Regions from separate parts of the Mus musculus genome. Here region 2 is linked to region 1. A link is a contact called in ENCODE Hi-C or POLR2A ChIA-PET data. All regions are on one chromosome and are shown on one strand. The core of a region is the stretch at or near the end of the contact, and the rest is flanking DNA. Distances in the headings are between cores, read along the strand shown.

Evidence for each region. Hi-C counts contacts between places; a loop is a spot of excess contacts on that map. ChIA-PET counts read pairs that join two places held with the same protein, here RNA polymerase II (POLR2A).
Region 2: a loop to region 1 is called in a map of left cerebral cortex, with 7 times the contacts of the local background. The contact joins the promoter of Nle1 here to the promoter of Rffl in region 1. A Hi-C loop is called at or near these places in 4 of 37 maps with a recorded cell type or tissue (heart and left cerebral cortex). POLR2A ChIA-PET finds 5 or more read pairs at or near these places in 3 of 5 experiments (Patski and embryonic stem cell).

Annotation. Positions count from the first base shown.
Region 1 is chr11:82,866,995-82,873,486 of GRCm38, reverse strand. It overlaps Rffl (ring finger and FYVE like domain containing protein), which reads left to right and starts at 2,277. Exons shown (of 7, transcript NM_001007465.3): 1 at 2,277-2,479. Rad51d (RAD51 paralog D) reads left to right here. Exons shown (of 10, transcript NM_011235.4): 10 at 1-424.
Region 2 is chr11:82,905,474-82,912,033 of GRCm38, reverse strand. Nle1 (notchless homolog 1) reads left to right here and starts at 3,639. Exons shown (of 13, transcript NM_145431.2): 1 at 3,639-3,695; 2 at 3,799-3,942; 3 at 4,264-4,481; 4 at 5,530-5,609; 5 at 6,451-6,527. The coding sequence starts at 3,678. It overlaps Unc45b (unc-45 myosin chaperone B), which reads right to left and starts at 781. Exons shown (of 20, transcript NM_178680.4): 1 at 675-781; 2 at 187-354. The coding sequence starts at 354.

The DNA.
Region 1 (6,492 bases), core at 1,028-3,527:
TTGGTGATTTAGGACTTTGGAATCAAGGAAAGACCCAGGTTTAGTACCTTGCTGCACTCTTCCTGCCAGAGTCCCCTTGGACAAGATAATGTGTTTGTTTTACTGGTAAAAATCTATGTTATACAGAGTTACATTTTCCTTATTGGTAAAATGTGTATCTCAGGGGAGTTAAGTAGGTGATTTATGCAAAGTGCCTTTCACAGAGAGACTAGCACATAGTAGGTGCTCCATCACTATTAGTTCTTCTGGCGCCTGCCAGAAGTAACAGAAATCAGGGCACTAGGACTTAGAAGCCTTGCTGCTACTAATAAAAGAAATAATGTGATTTATTTTTTCAGTGCTGTTTGGGGAAAGGCGTGTGCTTTATAAATATGTATTGGAAAGTACTTAGCAAATGAGTAGAAATAATAAAAATATGTCAAAGGAAACAGCTCCTATAAATATGTCACTTGGTAGACAAATTAGTGTTTTATTACTACTAAATACTATTGCTCGCCGAAAAGGATTTCAGATTACTCGCACAATGGGTACATTATTGAATGCCTCTGCGGAAGGGCACGATAAAGATGAAAAATTGTGATGGTGATAACGCCTAAGGTGGAGAAAGGAGGGGTGTGGGTCCGAGGCCTCGCTCCAGTAAGCTGCTCATTATTTAGCAGCAGTCGGATGATTTAGCCACAATATGGACCAGAGGGCCCTGAAAAAAGGATTTCTGTTGGATACCATGAATTCAGGCCCTGATTATCGTCCGACTGGGGGTGGGGTGGGGTGGGGTGGGGGGTAAGTGCACTTCCTTTTCAGAACTGGGCACTCTGGTTGTGAGTTAACAACAACAACAACAAAAATCGCAGGTCTGGATCTCCTTTCACTTCTGTTTTGGACCTATTACATGTCTGTGGCTATCATTCATATCCAGAGATGGACAGTGTGGTGAAGAACCTGTGTCTCCAGCACGGCGCTCAGACCCATTTCAGAAATATCAGAGGATGGACAATGTTGGTGCGTCAAAGGAACGGAAACCAGAAAGGGAAGGGAGAAAATGATATACACCTTTGTGGAGGAAAAAGTCCGGAGAGAAGCGGAGCTCATAGGGAACTGCAGCAAAGCGAAGCTGCAGAAATAAGCAGGCAGGAGAAAGGGGCAAGGGGCGAACATCCAACTCAGGTGCCAGGGGTCCTTAGAAGGCGGGGCTCCCTGTACACTCCAGGTTGGAGAAAGAAAGAGTTTTGCATCTGAGTTCTGCTTTTCTCTGTGTGGAAGCTCGAAAATTACTTAAAATGTAGATCCTTGTTGATAACAAGCATATAACAGTACAGAGCGTGCTGGGGTGTTCTGAGAACTGGAAATAGCAAAGGGCTTATAAAGTGAGTCTGGTACGGATGCACATATTTTAGCTCTGGTTCCCTTCTGATAGTCTTTATTTTAAAATACAAGGGGTAGCACTGTGGTAGAGCACTTGTCTAGTATGTACAAAAATCCCAAGCACCAAAATATTGAATAAATCAAAATACAAATTGCTCAGGAAAACTCTGAGAGGTCTTTGATGGGAACCTGAAGCATAAGAAAATGATGTCACTAGACACCAGCCAGAAGAATTAGCATTTATATGACTTCCGTGACTAGGCATCTTCTTAGATCACTGGCTAATGATCCCCTATGCTACCCTGGTGTTTTATGCTTTACTAAGGCCTTTGTGCATTATCTCATTTAATGTGCGGGCCCAACCGGCCTTTCTGGGATGGGGAAGATATTGGAAAGGTTAAGTGCCTGCCAAAAGGTGCACGGGTGATGAACGATGGCTGGGTGGTTTCTTAGCAGTCGTTTTTATTGTACTGCAACCTTTCTCAGCTGTGTCCCCACCTTCCTAACATGAAAGTAGCTTATCCAAGGAGGAAAAGACAGGTTATGATGCCCCACTGAATTGGCTTTTAATATCGCCAAGAAACTTAATAAATTAGATGAGTCTGGGGTTCTGGAAATCTGTCGGGTACGATGAAACATGAAATCAAGGGTTCAATATTCAAACTTTACTATAAAGCTAGTTAGTGATCTTAAGGGACTTGCTCAAGATCACCACATAAGGGATTGGTTGGCTCGGCCTAGACTGGGGACTCCACACCTAGCCGGGCTCCGACAGAGGGCGCTCGCGGAGGCTTGCACTCTAGACCGCCGCGCGCCCGATTCCTCTCTATGGTGGCGGGGGCGTGCGCTCCCGCGGGGGTGGGGTGGAGGGCGGGGCCGCAAGCCGGGAGGGCGGGGCCGCACGCTGGACGGGCGGGGCCCACGCCGAGCCGCGGGGGACTGGGTTAGTGGGGGTGGACTTCCTGGGGCCGCCCGTGAGGATGTGGTTCGGGCACCCGGGCGCCCCTCAGGCGTGGAGTTGCGGCGGCCGCAGACCCCGCAGCCCCGCTGCCTGAGTGGCCGCGGTCGGGATCTGGCCTCTGCCGTCCCAGGTGTGGCCCGGCAGCGTCCGCGGCAGGTGAGGAGGCGGTGGCTGTGGCTGTGGCGGGTTGGGCTGGAGGATCCGGTGCTTCAGGCTGTGCTCCGGGGGGTGTGAGGATCCAGCTGCGCTCCGGGAGTGGGGCAGCCCTTTCCAGGAACTCCCCACCGCCAGGTCACCCCACACCTGTCCCATGAAAGTGCCGCAAAGCATTTCGTCTGTGTGCGCCGTAACCCGGGACGTGTGTCCTCAACTTGTACCCAAGTGTCGTAAGAACCCGGTAGGTCCTGGGGAAGGATGCATTTCTGTAGGACAGAAAACCGTCTACAGAGGCAGAGCTTTGGCGGCACTGGCTCTCTACCAGGAGGACCCTGGAGATTCGGAGTTTGGAGGTTAGATGGGAAGTTTGGGATGCTGCTCTCCCCTCCTCCCTCCTCCCTGCCAGAGTCTGCTGTCTGCCTCTTGGGAGTCGACCTCTGTCCCCGACGTGTGTTAGGTCGCCACTGTGTGGTCCTGGCCGAGACTCAGAGGGAAGTAGGGCCCCTCTCCAGCTGGCTGCCCAGGAGACATTTGACCGGGCATGGGGAAGTCTGGGTAGATCAGGGGAGTCCACAGCCTTTCCTGGCGTCTGTTTGAGCTCCGATTTAAGACCGGTAGAAAAAAACAACAGCAGCGTACTTCTTCCTTTTTTCTTTTTTTTTTTAAAGCTGTCATGGGGGTGGGGGGGTGCTGTTGTGTAATCGAGGAAGATTTCCACATTCCTCTCAGTCCACCACGGGGAAGATTATTCTTAGCTCGGAAATGGGGTTTTACCCACAACTCACACTCTGTGCCCTGGTTAAAGGCTAGAGTGACGCATGAACAAACACCCCAGGATGCGTGTGGCCTTCCAAGAAAATAGTAACCTCCTTATGTATGTTTTGGCTGGTGGCTTGGAGAACCGAGAGACTTCCTGTCGCCACTTTTGAGAGCTGCATGGTGGTTCTTGCCTTGACAGTTCAGTATACTGAAATGTGGGCAAGGCTGTTCGAATACTGTGGCATTTTTCTAGGAATGGAAGGGGACTATGTCCTGGGCAGTTTGTAGAGTTCTAAGACCAAAACTGGCCGTATATTTCCTTTGTGGCAGCTTCCTTATCCTTCCCTCCTCTCCCCCCCCCCCCCATTCTTTCTAATGTTAGCAACTGTTTGTAAAATTTCATATTTGCTAATTCTGGACTCCAGAGTACAGTTAAAAAGTTGTGGTTTATTGGAGGACAGTAGCAGATTGATGTGTCAGGGCTAATTAATAACTTGATGGTGTTCAAAGATGTCCATGTAACAGAGGATACACACTCACCTTAATGTTTAATCACAGAGCCCAGTACATTAAAACTTCTTAGGCCGGGCAGTGGTGGCGCACGTCTTTAATCCCAGCACTTGGGAGGCAGAGGCAGGCGGATTTCTGATTTTGAGGCCAGCCTGGTCTACAGAGTGAGTTCCAGGACAGCCAGGGCTATAGAGAAACCCTGTCTTGGAAAATCCAACCAAAAAACAAAAAAGTTCTTATATTGATTAGCTGTGATCCTGACTCTTTACACTGGGATCCAGGGTTGTAAATCCATCAAATTGACCAATTTAACCAAGTGCTAAAATAAAAACAAAAAAAGAGAAAGCTGTTCTCAGAAAGCTTAAGTTCTTTCTTTCTTTCTTTCTTTCTTTCTTTCTTTCTTTCTTTCTTCTTTTTAGGTTTTTTTCGAGACAGTGTTTCTCTGTAGCCCTGGCTGTCCTGGAACTCACTTTGTAGACCAGGCTGGCCTCGAACTCAGAAATCCACCTGCCTCTGCCTCCCAAGTGCTGGGATAAAAGGTCTGCGCCACCAGGCCCAGGGCTTAAGTGTTTTCAAACTTTCTATCCACCAAGCCCATTGACCTAAGTACTTAGTAACATGTAATAGAAATGCCTGGTAAAGGGATTTTCATTGACATGTTTAACAAATAGCAACATTAACAAAAAGATGGTTTCCTTTCCAATTACAGGAGACTTGTGAAGTTTAATGCAGCCACTTTGGACTGTGTGAGCCACACCTGCTACTTTCTGACATCATCTACATAAACCTAAGGAATGCTGGGGAGGGAGCTAGGTACACTGGGTTTTATTCCTATCATAGAATCTTTAATACTGCTGTTATTTTAATGGGGTGTTAGGGACTTTTATCGCCAAACTTGTGCTGGTAATATATTTATGTTTGGAGAGGAGAGAAAGATTAACTGCTGCACCTCACAGTCTGTCTCTAGAGTTTAGAGTTGGAGTATCATTCAGTTTGATGAGACTAGACCGTTTAGATTGCTCCTAGTGAAGTCTCAAGGGAGGGGCTGCTTTGCTTGCGTTGGAATTGAGTACTTGGTGGAGGCTACTGGTTCTTAGCACTGTGTAGGGAGCTGGTGGTGGGAGGGGGTGGAACTGAGGGTTTTGCCCATACTACAACCGTAGCCCAGGACAGCGAGGGCTACAGAGAAAAAAAAACTAAAAAAAGAAAGAAAGAAAGAAAGAAAGAAAGAAAGAAAGAAAGAAAGAAAGAAAGAACTTAAGCTTTCTGAGAACAGCTTTCTCTTTTTTGTTTTTATTTTAGCACTTGGTTAATTTGAATTACCGACATCTGTGATGTTGGCAATTGAAAGGGCGCTCTTTCCATATGCAGACTGGCATTCCCATTCTTCAGTAGGGGAATGTTCTGGTTGCTGTCTCTTTCTGTGACTTTATGTTAGCCATGGAATTTTAAAATCCTAAAACCAGTTGAGCTCTCAGGTCTCATAAATGCCATCTCACATAGGTAATTGGCCTCTTGTGTAGCCTGTAGTCCGCCCTGTCCCCAGGACTTAACAGTTGCTGTGCACTGGACAGTGGTCACATCTAATTCTGTTAAGCTGGTCTTAGTCTAAACCCATTATCTTCTCTCTCTCTCTCTCTCTCGATGGTCAGGAAGTGTTTCTACTTTGCTTTCCGTATTCAGGCTGATTAGGCCACATTTTGGAGCCTGGTTACAACTGAAGCAGAGCTAAGCAGTTCGTTAAGAGTTCTGCGTGTTTTTAAAACATTTCCCTTTTACAAAGCAAGCATCAGATCTCCATTTCTTCAGGGAGAAACCCAGCTCTTTGAATATGATAGTAAAACAAAAGCTGGTTTTTTCCAGCATTCTGGCATTAGGAAATCTGTGGTAAATTTTTCTTTACTTTCTGGTTTTTTTTTCCCAGTATGGTGACTAGTCGGTAGTGACGAATGTTGACCCATGGACATTGGGAGATCCTGAAGTCTCCCGTGTCATCTAAGGGAGGTCACACTATATTCAGGGTGTAGCTCTCACCCTGGTTTTTTGTAAGGAGTTTCCACAAGCCAGCCACTTCTTGCCAGGTTCTGTTTGTAACCCAGGTATTCTTGAGAAAACTGCTGACCTTAGGGCCCCACCTCCTGGAGATTTTGATTCATTCGGTGATGACCTACATTGGAAACCATCTGATTTCCAGAAGCCTTCCCGGTTGCTTCTGAGGTGTGCAGTGCAGCCTGACTTGGTAATCACTGTTGTATTGCGTTGACATGAATATATGTATTTGTTAAGTATAAAATATGTACAATAAAAGTGTGTCATCAGTATGGAACTTTGAAAACTGGAGTTCATGTCTCTACTTTTTTTTTTTTTTTTTTTTTTTTTTTTTTTTTGGTGTTTTGAGTCAGGGTTTTCCTGTGTAGTCCAGGCTGTCCTGGAACTCACTCTGTAGACTGACATGCTAGCCTTGAACACAGAGATCCACCTGCCTCTGCCTCCTGAGTGTTGGGATTAAACCCATGCTCCACCACAGCCCAGCTTTTCTTAAAATGTTTAAAACTGGAAGGGGATACACTGACTTCTTTATAAATCGGCAGTCTCTCTGATAACATCGCTGTGGTGTTTCCCGGGGTGTTTGGTTTGCTAGAATAGCCCATCTCCTAGCTGTGACAGATAAACAAAAGGCTTTTACAGCTTTGATGTTCGTTGCTTCACAGCAAGGCCCCCCCTGCTGTATTATCTACTGGGAG
Region 2 (6,560 bases), core at 2,390-4,889, 37 kb before region 1:
GCCAACTGTGACTGGTGAATTCCTGCTTCTCTAGAGCAGTGGCCGGGGTAACAGGAGGCACATTTGCCAACTCAAGGGGTCTAGAGGGCATAGTGAGGATGATGATGGCTCACTTCCGTCAGGCCATCACAGCCTTGCCTCCAGCCTTAACCTCCCTCATCCCACCCACGCTGTCCTGTCCCAGACCATTTTCAGGCCGCAGGCTGCCCGATTCCGGTAGAGTGTAGCTAGCAGAGCCTTGTCCTTGGTCAGCTTCAGGGCCTGGCTGTAGCTCTTGGTGGCCGCCTTGTAATCCTGGAGCTGAAAATGCCGGTTCCCCTCCTCCTTCAGCTGTGCCGCTTCAGCCTCTGCCATCTGCGGGGACACCAACAGCCCTGTGTGGTCAGCCTTTTGCTGGACACCCAGGACAAGGCTTTTAGCCTGATAGCTAGGGCCCCAGGTTTCCCTCTTCGCAGTGTAGGATAGTAATTCTGCTGGCAAGGTATCCACTCCAGCCCCCCTAAATCCACTGACCACTCCTTCCAAAGGACATTGGTGTTTGTTTGGGGCTTGACTCCCACTGAAAGGGTTGTCAGAGTCCCTAAGCTTCCCTATCTGTCTCTTTCAACCAAAGCAGGCCTGAAGGCCTGAAAGTCCTCCCATCTTCTCCTTACCCAGGCTCCCAGCCTACTCACAGTCTTTCTGCACGATGCCTCCTCCTAGGCACTGCTCTGAGCTCTGCGGTCCACCTCAGACAGCTTGATCTGCTGCTCCCAGCCCCCACCCTGCAGACTTTATCACCCCAGCCAGTGACTCCAGACTATATTTGGCCACAGGGGCAGGTGCTCCTGGAAGCTGTCATTGATACAGGGCCCTCCCCCTGCCTGGACTGGACATCCATGCCCACGTGAAGGGGGTGACTCGCCTCTGGCCCTCGAACACCTCGCTCAGGGGCAGTCCTGGAAGACTTTAGACTCATACCTCAAAGTGTGGGAGAAAGATCCAGAAGAGACAGGAATATCCCTTGGAGACTTGCCCTGCCTAGGCAAGTTATAATGCCCCTTCCCCACCTCCGTCCCCAGATAAACAACCCTCCCCCCATCACCACTACTACTGCTATTTTGGGAGTAGAGTGACAGCTGAGGGGCTGATAGACTTGGACACACAGCAGCTGCCCAGGTCCCTCTGGAGACTTCCAGAAAGGACTCTCTGGAGGGAGGGGGAGAGCAGAGCAGAGGAAGATCCCTTCTTGCTTCTCTTCATACTTGTTCACAGCCCAGCAGGACTTGCTGACTCGTGTCTGAGCGGGTGTGTGTGAGCAGGTTGCCGTTTGAGCATGCTTGTGTTCCATCCCTCCCTGTCTGCGTTGATGAACACACCCAGTCCCCCATCTGGCTGTGACTCCCTTGGATGTCGGCTCTCTTCCTCTGGATTAGATTCCATCCTCCTAGGGTAAGGACTAAGTCATACCTGGAATCCCCTGAGCTCAAGGACCGTAGCCCACCTTCCTTGGATCCAGATCTCTCCCAAGACAAGAAGAGGCTCCCTCTACAGAAGTGGCCATCACCGTGGTGGATGGGTGTCTCTGGGAGCTGGCATTGCTTATTTCTCCTCAGTCAACTTTAAAAGGCCTTCCTCATGGAGAGTCAGAACTCTCCTGTCCTTCGGTGTCTGCTCCAGGAGGTCAAGATTGCTCTTGGGGAGCTTCTATCACCATCCCAGGTACAAAGCCTGGCAGACAGTGCCCTGGTGTTTTGAATGAATGAATGAGTGAATGAATGAATGAATGAGTGGGGGGATAGATAGATGGATCTTCATTCTTATGCTCTGCTCCCCTCCCTTTTATTCTCCCCATACTTCCAGTATATTTCAAAACACACCTGAAAGATACTGAAGAAAAGCCACACACAGGGACACCCACAATAGCCTCTGCAAGTATGACTGTGAGTTTAGAATATGGATTCACAGCTATGTGACCTTGGACAGGTCCCACTGCCCTGTTCAATGAAAGGCCTAGTCCTAACACGTGAGCTTGTTTGTTTCTTGATTCTCTCGCCTTTGTTTTCGAAGCTGCCTTCAGACTGGCTTCAAACTCCTAGACTTAAGCAATTCTCCTGCCTTGGCCACCTCTATAGCTGGAACCAGAGCTGTGCGCCACGTCCATCCTAACACACAGCTTCTGGATAGTGATGGGTAAGTGGGTGGGTGGATAGACAGATGCTCTGCTTTCATGGGATGGATCCCAAGCCTGGAACCTCATTTGTGGTCCAAGCAATGAGGTATTGACAAAGGATCCCACTGCAAGCAAAGAAGCTTTGGTTCTGTGGCGTTTGGATCAAGGGATCCTACATTCAATTCCTGATTTCATAATTCAGTCCACAAGCGTTTCTTCTGTGTCCCCTATATACCGGGGGACATGACTGATAATGAGGAAATGACTGAAAATGCCGGAAAACTTGGAAAACACAGGACAAGACAGACAGGGTCCCCGAAAAACCAAAAGGAAAAAAGAAAAAAAAGAAGAGAAAAAAAAGAAAGACAGGGTCCTGGGAAAGGCTTCCCTAAGTAATTGAACTAATCTATGCAAAGTTCTGAGAACACTATCTGGCAAAGAATAGAGGCTCAATTCGCTTTGTCGGATGAATGAATGTATGCATGTAGGAATGAGTATATTTAAGCCGAGAGATAAACAATGTGAAGAAGGCCAGAAGGCAGCGTCCCTAGCAAATGGAGTCGTTGTTCTCAGATGAGGAAAAGCCTCCAAAGAGCACACGGGTCCCTCTGGCCTTCTTCAACTTTTATTAGTCTCGTTTGTTTGTTTGTTTGTTTGTTTGTCTGAGACAGGGAGTTCTTTTGGAGACCTTCAATGTCCTGGAACTTACTCTGTAGACCAGGCTGGCTTTAAGTTCAGAGATCTATCTGCCTGTCTTTGTCTCGCAAGAGCCTGGATTAAAGGCATGTTCTACCACAACCTATTTAATAGTTCCTTATAGGCTCTATATTCTTTGAACTTGTACAAGAGGAGAGCAGAGACTCAAATCTGTCCACAAAAGTTCCAGACAGAATAAATTGCCTATGCAAAAGCAGATACAGGAGAGGGCCACACCTTGAAAGAGCTCAGAAAAAAAAAATCCCAAAACAGCTGGGCACCGCGGCCCATCCGATATTCCCAGCATCCCATCCTGGGAGGCACAGACAAGAGGATCATGGAGTTCAAGGTCTACTTAGGCTACACACCCTCAGCCTATCTCAATACATACATGCATACATGCGCGCGCGCGCGCGCACACACACACACACACACACACACACACACACACACACACACACACACACATACACAAACTAAATCCCACAAGCCCACCTATAAAAGTTTCTGCCTCAACCCAATAGTTTTCTGGTTTGTATTTTCACCCCTGCTGCCTGGACCCTGGAAGTGTCATCCTCCACCATCTCCTGCCTCTGTGAGCTAGGCGGGCAAATCAATTAATTTCTCTGAGTTTTGGAGACTAAAATTGGCCAGAATCGCTACTGTGAAAAGAAGGCGCGAAGGGAGGCCACCATTGGCAATCCCGGCCTCCGAGAGCGGCTTGACTCCTCCGAACACGAGAGGGCGCTGTAGCCGGAGGTTGCCCGGCGCGACATGGATTTAACGCTCCGTCTTTCCGCCTCGGTTCTCCTCCACGTGGGGACGCAGGATGGCGGCGGCGGTGGTGGTAGGTGTACGCGCACGGGGCGGGGATGCCGGGTCTCCGCGTGGGGTACCGAGGCCCGAGGGGAGGGGAGGGGGACTGACAGTCTCGCGGCTTGATTCTGCAGGAAGAGGCGGCGGCAGGCGACGTGCAGCGGCTGCTCGTACAGTTCCAGGATGAGGGCGGTCAGCTGCTGGGCTCCCCGTTCGACGTGCCAGTGGACATCACGCCGGACAAGCTGCAGCTGGTGTGCAACGCGCTGCTGGCCCAGGTGAGCACCCCAAAACGAAGCCACGGTGTTCCGGGGACCCAGCTGCTCACCGACAGTGTCGGTGGCGTGGATCGGCCCCAGGAAAAATGTTCTCCGCGCCGACTCACCTACAGACAGGCTGTGTTTTGAACGCGTCGGATGCAGTGTTTCCGTGACTTCTTGTCACAGCCCAACATAAGCATCCCCATTTTACAGAGATGCCCAGCGGGATTAAATTTGTCGCATGGTGGTATGCAGTAGTTGGGATTGAGCCGACTCCCGCTGAGGGCAGGCATTCATCCCTCCGAGCAGAGTTCCTCTTTACTCTGTTCTTGCCTTCAGGAGGAGCCCCTGCCCCTGGCGTTCTACGTCCACGATGCTGAGATTGTGTCCTCCCTGGGGAAGACGCTGGAGTCCCAGTCTGTGGAGACAGAGAAAATCGTCGATATCATCTACCAGCCCCAAGCTGTCTTCAGGGTCCGGGCTGTGACGCGGTGCACCAGCTCATTGGAGGGTCACAGCGAAGCTGTCATTTCTGTGGCCTTCAGCCCCACAGGAAAGTAAGGACATGGGCAGAATCTTTGGGATGTGGAGGTGTGTCCTCTGACAGGTGGAGAGGACCATCCTGAGTTATTATTCACAGGGTCTTAGGCTGCCTGCCTGTCATAGACTTGGGGTCTGGACTCACGTTGCAAGTAACAGACTTTCTTATTGGGGTTTGGTCCCCAAAGGCTAAGAATAGTACCTGGCTCAGAAGAGCCTATCTTGGTTTGAACTACTCCTTTCCGAAGTCAGGTTTCTGCATCTGTTACTTCCCTATGAATCCTTTCTTGTAGGACTCTAAGAATAAGAACAGTTGAGCCAGGTGGTGGTAGTCCACACCTTTAATCTCAGCACTCAGGAAGCAGAGGCAGGCGGATCTCTGTGAGTTCAAGGCCAGACTGATCTAAATAGTTCCAGAACAGCAAGGGCTACATAGAGAGACTCTACCTCCAACAACAGAAGAATATGAAAAGCTTCAAAAGCTTTTTCTAGAAATTTCCAAGGAGGTAGAGACTAGGCGGGCAGGTCTTTGTGAATTCTAAGCCAGCCTTTTCTACAGAACAAGTTCTAGGTCAGCCAGGGCTAACCAGAGAAACCCTGTCTTTTAAAAAAAAAAAAAAAAGAAAGGTGCGGGGTGGGCTGGAGAGATGGCTCAGGGGTTAAGAGCACTGGTTGCTCTCCTAGAGGGCCTGAGTTCAATTCCCAGCACCCCGTAAGAGCTCACAACTGTCTGTAACTCAAATCTCAGGGGATCCAATGTGCACATTGTGTACAGATACATGTGTAGGCAGGATGCCTGTTCATGTAGAATAAAGATTTAAAAGCATTAAAAACACATACAAAGTGGATGGATGAATGGAGTGAGTGAGCTGTTCCTGTTGGGAAGGAAGAAGAGAGAAGTGGCCTCCTAGGGTCTTTTCCTAGATGGCATTAGTGTCCTATTTCTCCTCAGGGAATGGAGAGTCTGTTCCCAGAAGATGGTTGGCTAGGCAGCAGGAATACCCATGCGCAGTGTCTCAGGGTGGGCCCCACCACTGCAGCAGTCAAGCGGCCTCTCTTCCCCAGGTACCTGGCCAGTGGTTCCGGAGACACCACTGTGCGCTTCTGGGATCTCAGCACTGAGACACCGCACTTCACATGCAAAGGTCGGTGTGCCTTTAACCACTTACGGGGGCTTAGTGCGTGCCAAGTGGTTAGCTCAGTAGCTCCTGGTAGGGCCTCAGAAGACTCCAACCCATTAGCACCCTGTTCACAGCTGCCTGCTCCTTGAGGCCAGTCAGCCACTTAGAACGAAGCAGATACTGGACTGAGTGTGGGGTATAGGGAGGAGCTAAACTACTGGTTGTAGGGACAGCTTGAAAAGGCTCTGCCAGCTGGGTGGTGGTGGCGCACGCCTTTAATCCTAACACTTGGAAGGCAGAGGCTGGCGGATTTCTGAGTTCAAGGTCAGCCTGGTCTACAAAGTGAGTTCCAGGACAGCCAGAGCTACACAGAGAAACCCTGTCTCAAAAAAGCCTCTGCCACAAAGGTTCCCAGACATCCGGAATCCTGGAGAGCTTGTTGAAATCAAGTGGTCCCTAACCACTCCCCACACCCTAGACTCCCCAGAGCTTTTGTTTCAGCAGATCTAGGGCAGGGCCTGAGTACATTTCTCAGAAGTTCTAGGTCTGAAGACTGCGTAGAGGAGTCCTATACATGGCATACTCCTTATATTTATATTTGCATCTGGAAGCTGAGGGTAATTCTTGCTTTTCTTCCGAGAGCTGATGTACCTTCTGTCAAGTGAGGAATTAACTAGGGAGTGGCAGTGTTATCTGCAGAAAGCTGCAGCTGTAGCTTTTGGCTGTGTTCTCCCTCACCTCTCCGTTGATTCGGTTCCTCTGACCATTGGTTAAGGAGGGTTTGTAGTGCCCCATACCCTGCTGGGCACAGGCTCGAGATAAAGGTGAAACGGAGCTTCTTTCTCGCCCTCCCCTGCTTTCTTAGGACACCGGCACTGGGTCCTTAGCATATCCTGGTCCCCAGATGGCAAGAAACTGGCCTCAGGCTGCAAGAATGGCCAGGTAGGTAATGTCAGGATAAATGGACCGAGAACA